Regions from separate parts of the Homo sapiens genome. Here region 2 is linked to region 1. A link is a loop called in an ENCODE intact Hi-C map of the cell type or tissue named here. Cell type or tissue: PC-9. All regions are shown on one strand. Links, peaks and the distances in the headings refer to the core of each region. The heading gives the core; the rest is flanking DNA. Region 1 has its middle 37 kb from the start of CDC25A. Region 2 overlaps SCAP (SREBF chaperone).

Evidence for each region. A loop is a pair of places that touch in the nucleus more often than their neighbours do. Peaks named below come from ENCODE experiments on the same cell type or tissue, not always from the same donor. Only the 100,000 strongest peaks of a DNase experiment are listed, where the experiment ranks them.
Region 2: a loop joins it to region 1, with 6 times the contacts of the local background. A loop is called at or near these places in 3 of 110 quality-filtered maps.

What each region holds. Positions count from the first base shown.
Region 1 is chr3:48,148,514-48,153,878 of GRCh38, reverse strand. No RefSeq gene overlaps it. Among named protein-coding and RNA genes, the nearest start is that of CDC25A, 37 kb to the left of the region's middle. RefSeq lists a silencer at 5,359-5,365. In PC-9, for the core only: CTCF peaks have their summits at 2,055 and 2,184 (motif pointing right); a DNase peak (open chromatin) is centred at 2,198.
Region 2 is chr3:47,418,336-47,423,700 of GRCh38, reverse strand. SCAP (SREBF chaperone) reads left to right here. Exons shown (of 23, transcript NM_012235.4): 10 at 1,165-1,259; 11 at 2,672-2,770; 12 at 2,929-3,147; 13 at 3,997-4,373; 14 at 4,858-5,046; 15 at 5,179-5,365. Among named protein-coding and RNA genes, the nearest start is that of PTPN23-DT, 40 kb to the right of the region's middle. RefSeq lists an enhancer at 2,140-2,189. In PC-9, for the core only: CTCF peaks have their summits at 1,161 (motif pointing left), 2,284 and 2,488 (motif pointing left); a DNase peak (open chromatin) is centred at 2,490.

The DNA.
Region 1 (5,365 bases), core at 127-5,126:
AACACTTTGGGAGGCCGAGGCAAGTGGATCACCTGAGGTCAGGAGTTCAAGACTAGCCTGACCAACATTGTGAAACCCCGTCTCTACTAAATACAAAAAATTAGCTGGGTGTGGTGGTGCATACCTGTAATCCCAGCTACTTGGGAGGCTGAGGCAGGAGAATTGCTTGAACCTGGGAGGCGGAGGTTGCAGTGAACTGAGAATGCGCCGTTGCACTCCAGCCTGGGCAACAAGAGTGAAACTCTGTCTCAAAAAAAAAGAAATACACAAGGAAAGGAAATATTGAAAAAGCCTAAGTTGAAATTTATAAAATTACTGGCCTGCATATTTTATAAATATCAGTGTCATACATGACCAAAGAGAGGCCCAGGAACCGTTCCAGATTAAAGGAGACTCAAGAGACATGACAACTAAATGAAATGTGTGATCTTGGATGGGATCCTGGACCAAACCGAAAAAGAGTACTATAAAGGACATTTTTGGAACATTTGACTACATTGAAATATGAACTTTAATTAGGTAAAATTATTATTATTATTATTATTTTGAGACACAGACTCGCTCTGTTGGCCAGGCTGGACTGCAGTGGCACGATCTTGGCTCACTGCAACCTCCGCCTCCTGTGCTCAAGCCATTCTCCTCCCTCAGCCCCCTGAGTAGCTGGGACTACAGGTACCCGCCACCACACCCAGCTAATTTTTAAATTTTTAGTAGAGATGGGGGTTTCACCATCTTGGTCAGGCTGGTCTCGAACTCCTGACCTCGTGATCCACCCACCTCGGCCTCCCAAAGTGCTGGGATTACAGGCATGAGCTACTGTGACCCACCAGGTAAAATTAGTAACTCAGTGTTAAGTTTCCTGAATTTGATAATTATACTGCAGTTATGTATGAGAACATCCTTGTTCTAAGGAAATAATACACTGAAATATTACAGGTTAAGTGTGTGTGTGTGTGTGTGTGTAAGAGAGAGAAGTAGACAGAGTCAAAGGGAAGAAAGCAAATGCAGCAAAATTTGAAAACGTTAAAATGTATGACTCTTGGCAAAGGGCATAAGGGAATTCTTTGTACTATTCTTGCAACTTTTCTGTAAGCTTTAAATTATTTCAAAAGAAAACATTTTAAAAGGGGGCTGGGCCGGGTGCAGTGGCTCATGCCTGTAATCCCAGCACTTTGGGAGGCCAGCGTGGGTGGATCACTTGAGGCCACGAGTTTGAGACCAGCCTGGGCAACATAGAAAGACGTCTTCTCTATAAAAATAAAAATTGAAATAAGTAAATTAAATAAAAAAGAGGGGCTGTCATGCTGAGCTCCTATGTGGACGGGGGGATCTGGGCAGTGACTGTCCCGATGCCTGAGTGGTCAAGTGTTGAATGTGAGGAGTGCTCCAGAGAAATATCCAGGCTGGTGACAGCAAGTTGTCACACGTATCCAAGTGGCAGTTCTACCAATGTAGAAGACAGGGAAGCAGAGAGAGAGGTTAGAGGCAGGATGCCAGGAAGCCAGGCAGGGAGGGGTAGGGAGCAGCCACAAGGAGGTCTCAGTGATAGGGTTAAGCTCGGCTGCCTGTGGTGGGACATATGTCACTGGTGACCTTGGGACACAAAGCCTGCCCACGCTAGGGTAGGGTAGGGGAAGGACAGGGAGGCGAGGCAGAAACAGCAGCAGGGGAAGACTGGGTGGCATTGGGCATGGCATTGGGCGTGCTCAGCCTCTGTGTGACTGTGACCTGGCAGCTGGGATGGGGGTGGATTACCTAGATGATTCTAAGACCTTAAGATCTTGGTCATTCTGATTTCTAAGCAATGACTCCTGGAAGTTGTGCAAAGCCCAGTCCAGAGTTCCTGCTTGCACGCTCCCAGAACAGAGGAGGCAGAGTCCCTTCCAGTGCTGGCCAGAGCAGGACAGCTCTTCCGCAGGCAAAGTCAAATCCGCACCTCCATACTGTGGCTACTTTGTATATGTTGATTCATTTTCCATTTATGTTTTCTGTTTAGTTTTTCAATATGGATGTCTTTCTTCAATATGAAGTATTTCAGACATACCCACTGTCTGGGAGTACCCACCGTCAAGGGTAAATAAAAACTTCCACCGATAGGCTTTCTTTGCCCTCTTGTTTCACTCTGCTGCCAGGCTGCCACGGGGCTTGGGGCTGTGACCACTGCAATGGCCATAGGAAGACATCAGGTGGCAGTGGTGCCCCAGGTTTGTCTCCTCAGGTATCTCGGCCTTCTAGCTCCTCTCCTCCAGAGCCAGTCAGTAACTGGGAGGAGCTGGGGGCTCTCCAGGAGCTTCCCACCCCTTCCCCTGCCCTGGCTTCCAGCTGCATTTAATGGCACTTTGCCTGCTCTGAGTACAGGAAAAGCTGTGGCTGTTCCTTGTCCAAGCCGCAGTTCCCAATGGCCTAGTTCAAGCATGTGTTTCATGCACCACAGTGCAAGGGCTCCCAAAGGGGAAAAAAGGGAAGAGGGCTGGTTTGGATTATTAGCATTTTGTATTTTTAATAAATGCATCAATGTGGTCATCATGGAAAAATGTCCGATCTTTGTGGGGTTTATTTACACTTCCTTCCTAGTTTACTTTGGGTGACGCAGGGTGGATCATAGGCCTTAACCTTCTAAAGCACAGCCTCTTTCCCCTGGCGGCTTCCTAGACTCTGATGAAGAAATAAGGCCTACTTTCTGATTCCGGTCTGCCCCTGACCAGTGGTGTGACACTGAGCAGAACACTTCACTTCTCTGGACCAGAGGTCTCAAGTATAAAGGATGAGCTTGGGCAACCTCCCCATCCTCCCCCAAGGACTCCTCACTATTCCTGTTCTTTGGGACCTCCTTACCTTTGCTGACACCTGCAGGGAATGCCTTTCTTTTTCCACAGAACTCTTTTTTCTTTTTTGGAGACAGAGTCTCACTCTTGTTGCCCAGGCTGGAGTGCAGTAGCAGGATCTCGGCTCACCACAACCTCCGCCTCCCAGGTTCAAGCGATGCTCCTGCCTCAGCCTCCTGAGTAGCTGGGATTATAGGCACCTGCCACCACTCCTGGCTAATTTTTGTATTTTTCGTAGAGACAGGGGTTTCACCATGTTGTCCAGGCTGGTCTCAAACTCCTGACCTCAGGTGATCCGCCTGCCTCAGCCTCCCAAAGTGCTGGGATTACAGGCATGAGCCACTGCTCCCAGCCTTCCACAGACTTATTCTTTTTAGGAGGGTTGGGGATGGGGAATAGGGTTTCGCTCTGAGTAGCTGGGACTATAGATGCACACCATCACACCCAGCTAATGTTTTTTTAAAATTTTTTTTGTAGAGACAAAGATCTCCCTATGTTGCCCAGACAGGTCTCAATCTCCTGGCCTCAAGTGATCCTCCCACCTCAGCCTCCCAAAGTGCCGAGATTATAGGAATGAGCCAATGCATCTGCCCTCTGATTCATTCTTGTAAACATAAATAATATAATTGTCCGGCTGGGTGCAGTGGCTCACACCTGTAATCCCGGCACTTTGGGAGGCCTAGGTGAATGGATCGCTTGAGCTCAGGAGTTCAAGACCAGCCTAGGCAACATGGCGAAAACCTGTCTCTACAAAAAAATACAAAAAATTAGCCAGGTGTGGTGGTGTGTGCCTGTAGTCCCAGTTACTCCAGAGGCTGAGGTGAGAGGATTGCTTGAGTCTGGGAGGTGGAGGTGGCAGAGAGCCGAGATTGTGCCACTGTACTACAACCTGGGTGACAGAGTGAGACCCAGTCTCGAAAATAAAAATAAAAATAAAAATAAATAAATAGGCCGGGTGCGGTGGCTCATGCCTATAATCCCAGCACTTGGGAGACCTGAGGTCAGGAGTTCGACACCAGCCTGGCCAACATAGCGAAACCCTGTCACCACTAAAAATACAAAAATTTAGCAGGGCATGCTGGCAGGTGCCTATAATCCCAGCTACTTGGGAGGCTGAGAAGGAGAATCACTTGACCCAGGAGGCGGAGGTTGCAGTGAGCGGAGTTCGCACCACGGCACTCCAGCCTAGGCAACAGAGCAAGACTCCATCTCAAAAATAAAAATAAAAATAGACCGGACGTGGTGGCTCATGCCTGTAATCCTAGCACTTTAGGAGGCCGAGGTGGGCGGATCGCCTGAGGTCAGGAGTTCGAGACCAGCCTCGCCAACATGGCAAAACCCTGTCTCCACTAAAAATACAAAAATTTAGCCAGGCGTGATGGCAGGCGCCTGTAATCCCAGCTACTCGGGAGGCTGAGGTAGGAGAATTGCTTGAACCTGGGAGGGGCAGGTTGCAGTGAGCTGAGATTGCGCCATTGCACTCCAGCCTGGGCGACAAGAGCAACACTTTGTCTCAAAAAACAAAACAAAACAAAAAAAGCCTGGCCAACACAACGAAACCCTTTCTCTACTAAAAATACAAAAACTAGCCAGGCGTGGTGGCAGGGGCCTGTAATCCCAGCTACTTGGAAGGCTGAGGCAGGAGAATCACTTGAACCTGGGAAGCAGAGGTTGCAGTGAGCTGAGATCGCGCCACTGCACTCCAGCTTGGGCGACAGAGTGAGATTCCGTATGGAAAAAAGGAATGTAAAACTCGATGGGATAAACTACAGTTTAGAATTAGATCCAACTGGGCCAGGCACGGTGGCTCACACCTGTAATCCTAGCACTTTGGGAGGCCGAGACGGGCGGATCACCTGAGGTCGGGAGTTTGAGACCAACCTGACCAACATGGAGAATCCCTGTCTCTACTAAAAATACAAAAATTAGCCGGGTTTGGTGGCACGTGCCTGTAATCCCAGCTACTCAGGAGGCTGAGGCAGGAGAATTGCTTGAACCTGGGAGGCAGAGGTTGTGGTGAGCCAAGATCACACCACTGCACTCCAGCCTGGGCAACAGGAGTGAAACTCCATCTCAAAAAAAAAAAAAAAAAAAAAAAGAATTATTAAATCCAACTGGAGAGAGAGCTAATATGCTGGAGAAATGTGGTGTTAGAAGATTATTTGGAATGGAATGAGATACATACTTATGACACTTAGGAAACCATGAAATAGGTGGAAAGAGACAGAACATCCTGAGAAAATCTAACTATATCAAATTTGAGTCCCAGAAGGAAAGAAAAGAAAGAATAGGAGAAAGGCAATTTTTGTTTTTGTTTTTGTTTTTCTGAGACGGAGTCTCACTCTATTGCCCAGGCTGGAGTGCAGTGGCACGGTCTTGGCTCACTACAACCTCCACCTCCAGGGTTCAAGCCATTCTCCTGCCTCAGCCTCCCAAGTAGCTGGGATTACAGGCACGTGCCACCAAACCCGGCTAATTTTTGTATTTTTAGTAGAGACAGGGTTTTACCTTGTTGGCCAGGCTGGTCTTGAACTCCTGAC
Region 2 (5,365 bases), core at 267-5,266, 730 kb after region 1:
TAAACCAGGCTGGGTGCCATGGCTCACACCTGTAATCCCAGCACTTTGGGAGGCTGAGGCAGGTGGATCACTTGAGCCCAGGAGTTCAAGACCAGCCTGGGCAACATGGTGAAACCCCATGTCTACAAAAGATAGAAAAATTAGCAGGGCATATTGGCATGCACCTGTGGTCCCACCTACTCAAGAGGCTGAGGTGGGAGGATTGCTTGAGCCTGGGAGGTCAAAGCTGCAGTGAGCCGTGATCACACCACTGCACTTCAGTGTGGGTGGGGCTTGTGTTTGGTGGTGGCTTTCTGTCTGGGGAGTTTAGCGCCTAGTATTTTCTCTTACTGCCTCACTCCAGCACACTAGGCCCAAGCCCCGGGGGCTGGCCATTTCAGAGACGCTGCCTTCACGGCTGCCAGAAAAGCTCCCTCTGGCCCTGCTGGTAGAAACTGGGGATCTGGGGTTCTAGGGAAAATGAGAAAAGGGAGAGCCTGGCCTTGGAGGCCTGGTCACTTGAGCCTCTTCTTCCTCGTCACCCCATGTCTGTGAGGAATGGGGCTGTAGGCAGCCGTCCATTCATCCAGACCTCTGTGAGCCTCTGTGATAAGCCAGGCCCTGTGCTGGATATGGAGTTAGGAAGAGATGGGGCGAAATTGTCCTTACCCAGTAAGAGCACAGAGCCTTAGACATGCGACAGTGTGATAGCGTGGGATCAGGGCTCACTACAGGAAGGGGCTTGAGGAAGAACGCAGCCAGGTCCTCTACCCGCCGAGTGCTTCTGCCATGTGGTTGATGGGCACACTGTCATGCTGGCCCGTGCAGACCAGACAAGAACCACATGCGGAGGTTGGATGTGGTTGTTGTGGGTGGCACTTGGCTTTCCTTGTGGATTTTCTCATCTCCACACTCTGCTTCTTCCCTCTTTTGATGATTATAGCTCTCCTCTGCACCCTCCAGGCTGTGAACACCCGTTCCCCGTAGCAGCTGTGTGGTGGTGATGGCCCCTTAAAGTCTGGGCATTAGCAGGACCCTGAGGGTTGGGGTGCTTTGGTGGAATGGCTCCTTCAAAGGGCTGGGGGGCCTTGCCATGCCTCTGCCACTCCGAGGCCCATGAGGTTGTGTGAGTCATGTCGCAGAGTGGCCATGTGTTGCCCTGTGCCCTGTTGCTGCCCTCTGCAGGCCTAAGCAGCGAGAGCTGGTCCATCATGAAGAACATGGCCACGGAGCTGGGCATCATCCTCATCGGCTACTTCACCCTAGTGCCCGCCATCCAGGTAAGGCCCCAAGGCCTGCCACCTGGATGAGCATGGAAGCAACTGCTGTGCTCCCCAGCTGTGCAGCCATGGGCAGGGTGCTCCCCTCTTCAGCACAGGCATCCTTGCTTCTGAGGTGGGACCTCTTTGCCTGGCAAGCAGATCACTACAGCACCCAGATGGCCCCTGGCATGCCTGGCTCAGAAGTGCTCAGCAAACCCTGGCTGGGTTCCCAGATTGAGCACCTAGCCAGGCAGACTCTGCCCTTGACCCTGTCTTCCTACCCCTCCCTGCCTGCTTCCCTTTCAGCCAAGTGGCAGGAGGAGGCTGCAAGGGCATGGCAGGAGCTGGGGACTGGCTGTGCAGTTTGTCACACCTGTTTCCCATTTTTGAGGGAGAAGCACCGTGGGGTTCCTAGACCCTTCCTCCGGTCTCCTCCCTTGGCCCTGGCCTGTGCCGCAGTCGCCAGACGCATGGCCTTGCCTGGCCTGACCAGTGGGAGGGCCACCACCCATTGCCCAGAGTGACCCTGCTCTTGGCAAAGTGCCCTCACTCAGCTGTGGGCTGTGAGCAGAGGTGGAGGTGGCCCTGCACTGAGCTGGAACCCCAGACTGATGCCAGCCATTCCAGAAGGAGTTGCAGGAAGGGGAGGATGCCATCTTTTCTCGCCCGTCTTTCCCCCAGGGCTGGCAGGCCAGCTGAGGGATGGGGGTGAGCAGAGAACAGATGGGCTGTGGGCTGCTTCTCCTGGAAAAACAGTAGTATCTGCAGGATAGGGTACAGTCTTGGGACGTTAGAGCTGAGACAACCACTGTGCCACTATCTGCACTCCATGGTCTTACCCCAGATCGGAGTAGCACTGTGGTGATGTGCTAGAGGTCTCAACACCGACATCTCAGAAAATTTTGTCTGCTGACAGAGCTTGGGGAGCAGAGAGCTCACCCTTTTTCAGTTTTAGAGAATTAATCCCTCTCTCTCTCTCTTCATTGTTCCGGGGCAGTTGCTGGCTGGGAACCTTTCTGAGAGCCCCTGAATCAGGCCTGGGCTCTAGCTGGGTTGGTGATGCATGAGCAGGGCGGGGGCTCAGTGGGGAAGGACTTTTTGGGGAGCAGGCTGGTGGGGCTTAGAGGTTTCCGGGTTGGATCAGGCCTTCAGTCCCCTCTAGAGGGACCGGAAGATTCAGGGAAGGTACTTCCCCTTCCCTTTCAGCCCTTTCTGAAGAAAGTGTGAGGGTTTCTTCTGCCCCCTGGTGGAGACGGGGTGAGCTGCTGCTGGTATGTGAGCTGAGGACCAACCAGCATCTCTCATCTCTGCTGTGCCCTGCCTGCTGCTGCCCTGCCGGTTATGAGGTGGCTGCAGTCCGGGTACTGCTCCTCTTGGGCTGGGACAGTGAGGTCACGGCACCCCCCCATCCCCATGTGCTCTGATTCCAGGAGTTCTGTCTCTTTGCTGTCGTGGGGCTGGTGTCTGACTTCTTCCTTCAGATGCTGTTTTTCACCACTGTCCTGTCCATTGACATTCGCCGGATGGAGGTAGGAGTGGGCTGAGCCCTGCCCTGCCCGCCTCCTCAGCCCTGGCTGTACTGAGGGAGTCCTGGGTGAGAAGGGTGTAGACCTCGGGCAGGACAGCGGTCCTGTGCGAGCAGCCTCTGGATGGTGGACTCAGGCCCTGACCACTGTGCCCCCAACAGCTAGCAGACCTGAACAAGCGACTGCCCCCTGAGGCCTGCCTGCCCTCAGCCAAGCCAGTGGGACAGCCAACGCGCTACGAGCGGCAGCTGGCTGTGAGGCCGTCCACACCCCACACCATCACGTTGCAGCCGTCTTCCTTCCGAAACCTGCGGCTCCCCAAGAGGCTGCGTGTTGTCTACTTCCTGGCCCGCACCCGCCTGGCACAGCGCCTCATCATGGTACCTGCCACCCCTGCCCTGCCCTGCCCTCTTCTGGAGGGCCGGTGCTCCAGGCCCCTTGTGGTGCTGCACTTGGCCTTAGAGTGGCAAAGGGTATTCCTCAGGCCCTGGTGGCCCCTGGAAGCCTGGCTCTGGGGAGTTGCCCGTTGTGTCCTCCCTGCCCAGACCCTAGTGGCTTCTGAGGAGATAAGCCTGTGGGAGAAGCAGCTCCAGGGTTCTCAGGTACAGGAGCCATCCTCTCCCCAGAGTGGCCCAGGACAGGAGCCTGTTAGTTGAGTGCTCTGGGATGGACCCACTTGTGGCCACCACATTGCCCTGGGTCGGGTTCATCGGCCGCTGCATGGTGTGCAGACACTGGAAAGTGCTGGGCAAAATCATTCACCAGCCGGGCTGGGCTGGCCTTGGGGCAGCAGTGCCTCTTCCAGGGAGCTGAACTGAGATGGGAGGAAGGCTGAGGCCCCCTGGGACTAGGACCTCTGGGGGACTCTGGAGCAGGTCAGGTTGCTGGCCCTCTGACCGTAGGAATGGTAGCAGCTTTCTGGCTCCAGCTGAGGTGGAGCTTAGGGGTGGGGACATTCTGTGTCAAACCTCAGGGTGCTTCAGTGTATTTCCAGGCCAAGAAACTCAGCCCCTAACTGTGGAAAGGCAAGCAGGCCCCTCCAGCAGCAAGTGTTGGCAGGTGTTAGCAGGAGGACTTGGAGAGGCAGGAGAAAAGGACGCAGTGGGGCCTGTGTCCTCTCTCCATCCCCAGGCCTGAGGTCCCTGTGCTGCTTCCTCTCAGCATGAGGGCTGAAGCTGCTGGGGGTTGGGGCCCATTCCTCCCACTGAGTACCCCCTGCCCCACTGCAGGCTGGCACCGTTGTCTGGATTGGCATCCTGGTATACACAGACCCAGCAGGGCTGCGCAACTACCTCGCTGCCCAGGTGACGGAACAGAGCCCATTGGGTGAGGGAGCCCTGGCTCCCATGCCCGTGCCTAGTGGCATGCTGCCCCCCAGCCACCCGGACCCTGCCTTCTCCATCTTCCCACCTGATGCCCCTAAGCTACCTGAGAACCAGACGTCGCCAGGCGAGTCACCTGAGCGTGGAGGTCCAGCAGAGGTTGTCCATGACAGCCCAGTCCCAGAGGTAACCTGGGGGCCTGAGGATGAGGAACTTTGGAGGAAATTGTCCTTCCGCCACTGGCCGACGCTCTTCAGCTATTACAACATCACACTGGCCAAGAGGTGAGCTGGGCCGTGCCAGGTGCCACCTCACTCGATGGTGTCAACTCACCATCCCCTTTCCCCAATGCAGGAGGCCCACAGGTTTGAATTATGCAAATAATTAAAACAGTTCATAAGGTTGTGAGGTGGGAACTGGTGGTTTAGGCAGCTATAACCCAAGAGAGGAGTCCCAGGTTGCTCTGAGGAGTCACTGGTGGCTGCCAGCCCTCACCAGAATGAGACCCACCCACCTGTGCCAGGAGTGGGGAGGGAGATACCCCACACGGCCACCAGGGCTGTTTGGGTGCTGGTATCTGGGACAGCAAGTTGGCTGCTAAGCTGGGCTGGGGAGGGACCTACCTCTGTCCCCAACCCCCCATGCTGGGAGAGTCTGGCCGGTGGAGCTGAGGCCTGCCTGGGGAGGAGGGAGAGGACTGGCTGGCGAGCACAGCAGGAGGAAGCCCTGGGAGGCCCCCCGCTGAGGCTGCCCACTGTCCGAATCCAGGTACATCAGCCTGCTGCCCGTCATCCCAGTCACGCTCCGCCTGAACCCGAGGGAGGCTCTGGAGGGCCGGCACCCTCAGGACGGCCGCAGTGCCTGGCCCCCACCGGGGCCCATACCTGCTGGGCACTGGGAAGCAGGACCCAAGGGCCCAGGTGGGGTGCAGGCCCATGGAGACGTCACGCTGTACAAGTAAGGCTGCTGGGTGGGGTGGGGTGGGAAAGAGTGCGGGGAGGGGGACGGGTAGGCAAGAGTAGGGGAGAGGGAGGAGGGGAGGGGACAGGCTGTGAGGTGTGTCTCACAGCAGTCCGCCCTCCCGTGCAGGGTGGCGGCGCTGGGCCTGGCCACCGGCATCGTCTTGGTGCTGCTGCTGCTCTGCCTCTACCGCGTGCTATGCCCGCGCAACTACGGGCAGCTGGGTGGTGGGCCCGGGCGGCGGAGGCGCGGGGAGCTGCCCTGCGACGACTACGGCTATGCGCCACCCGAGACGGAGATCGTGCCGCTTGTGCTG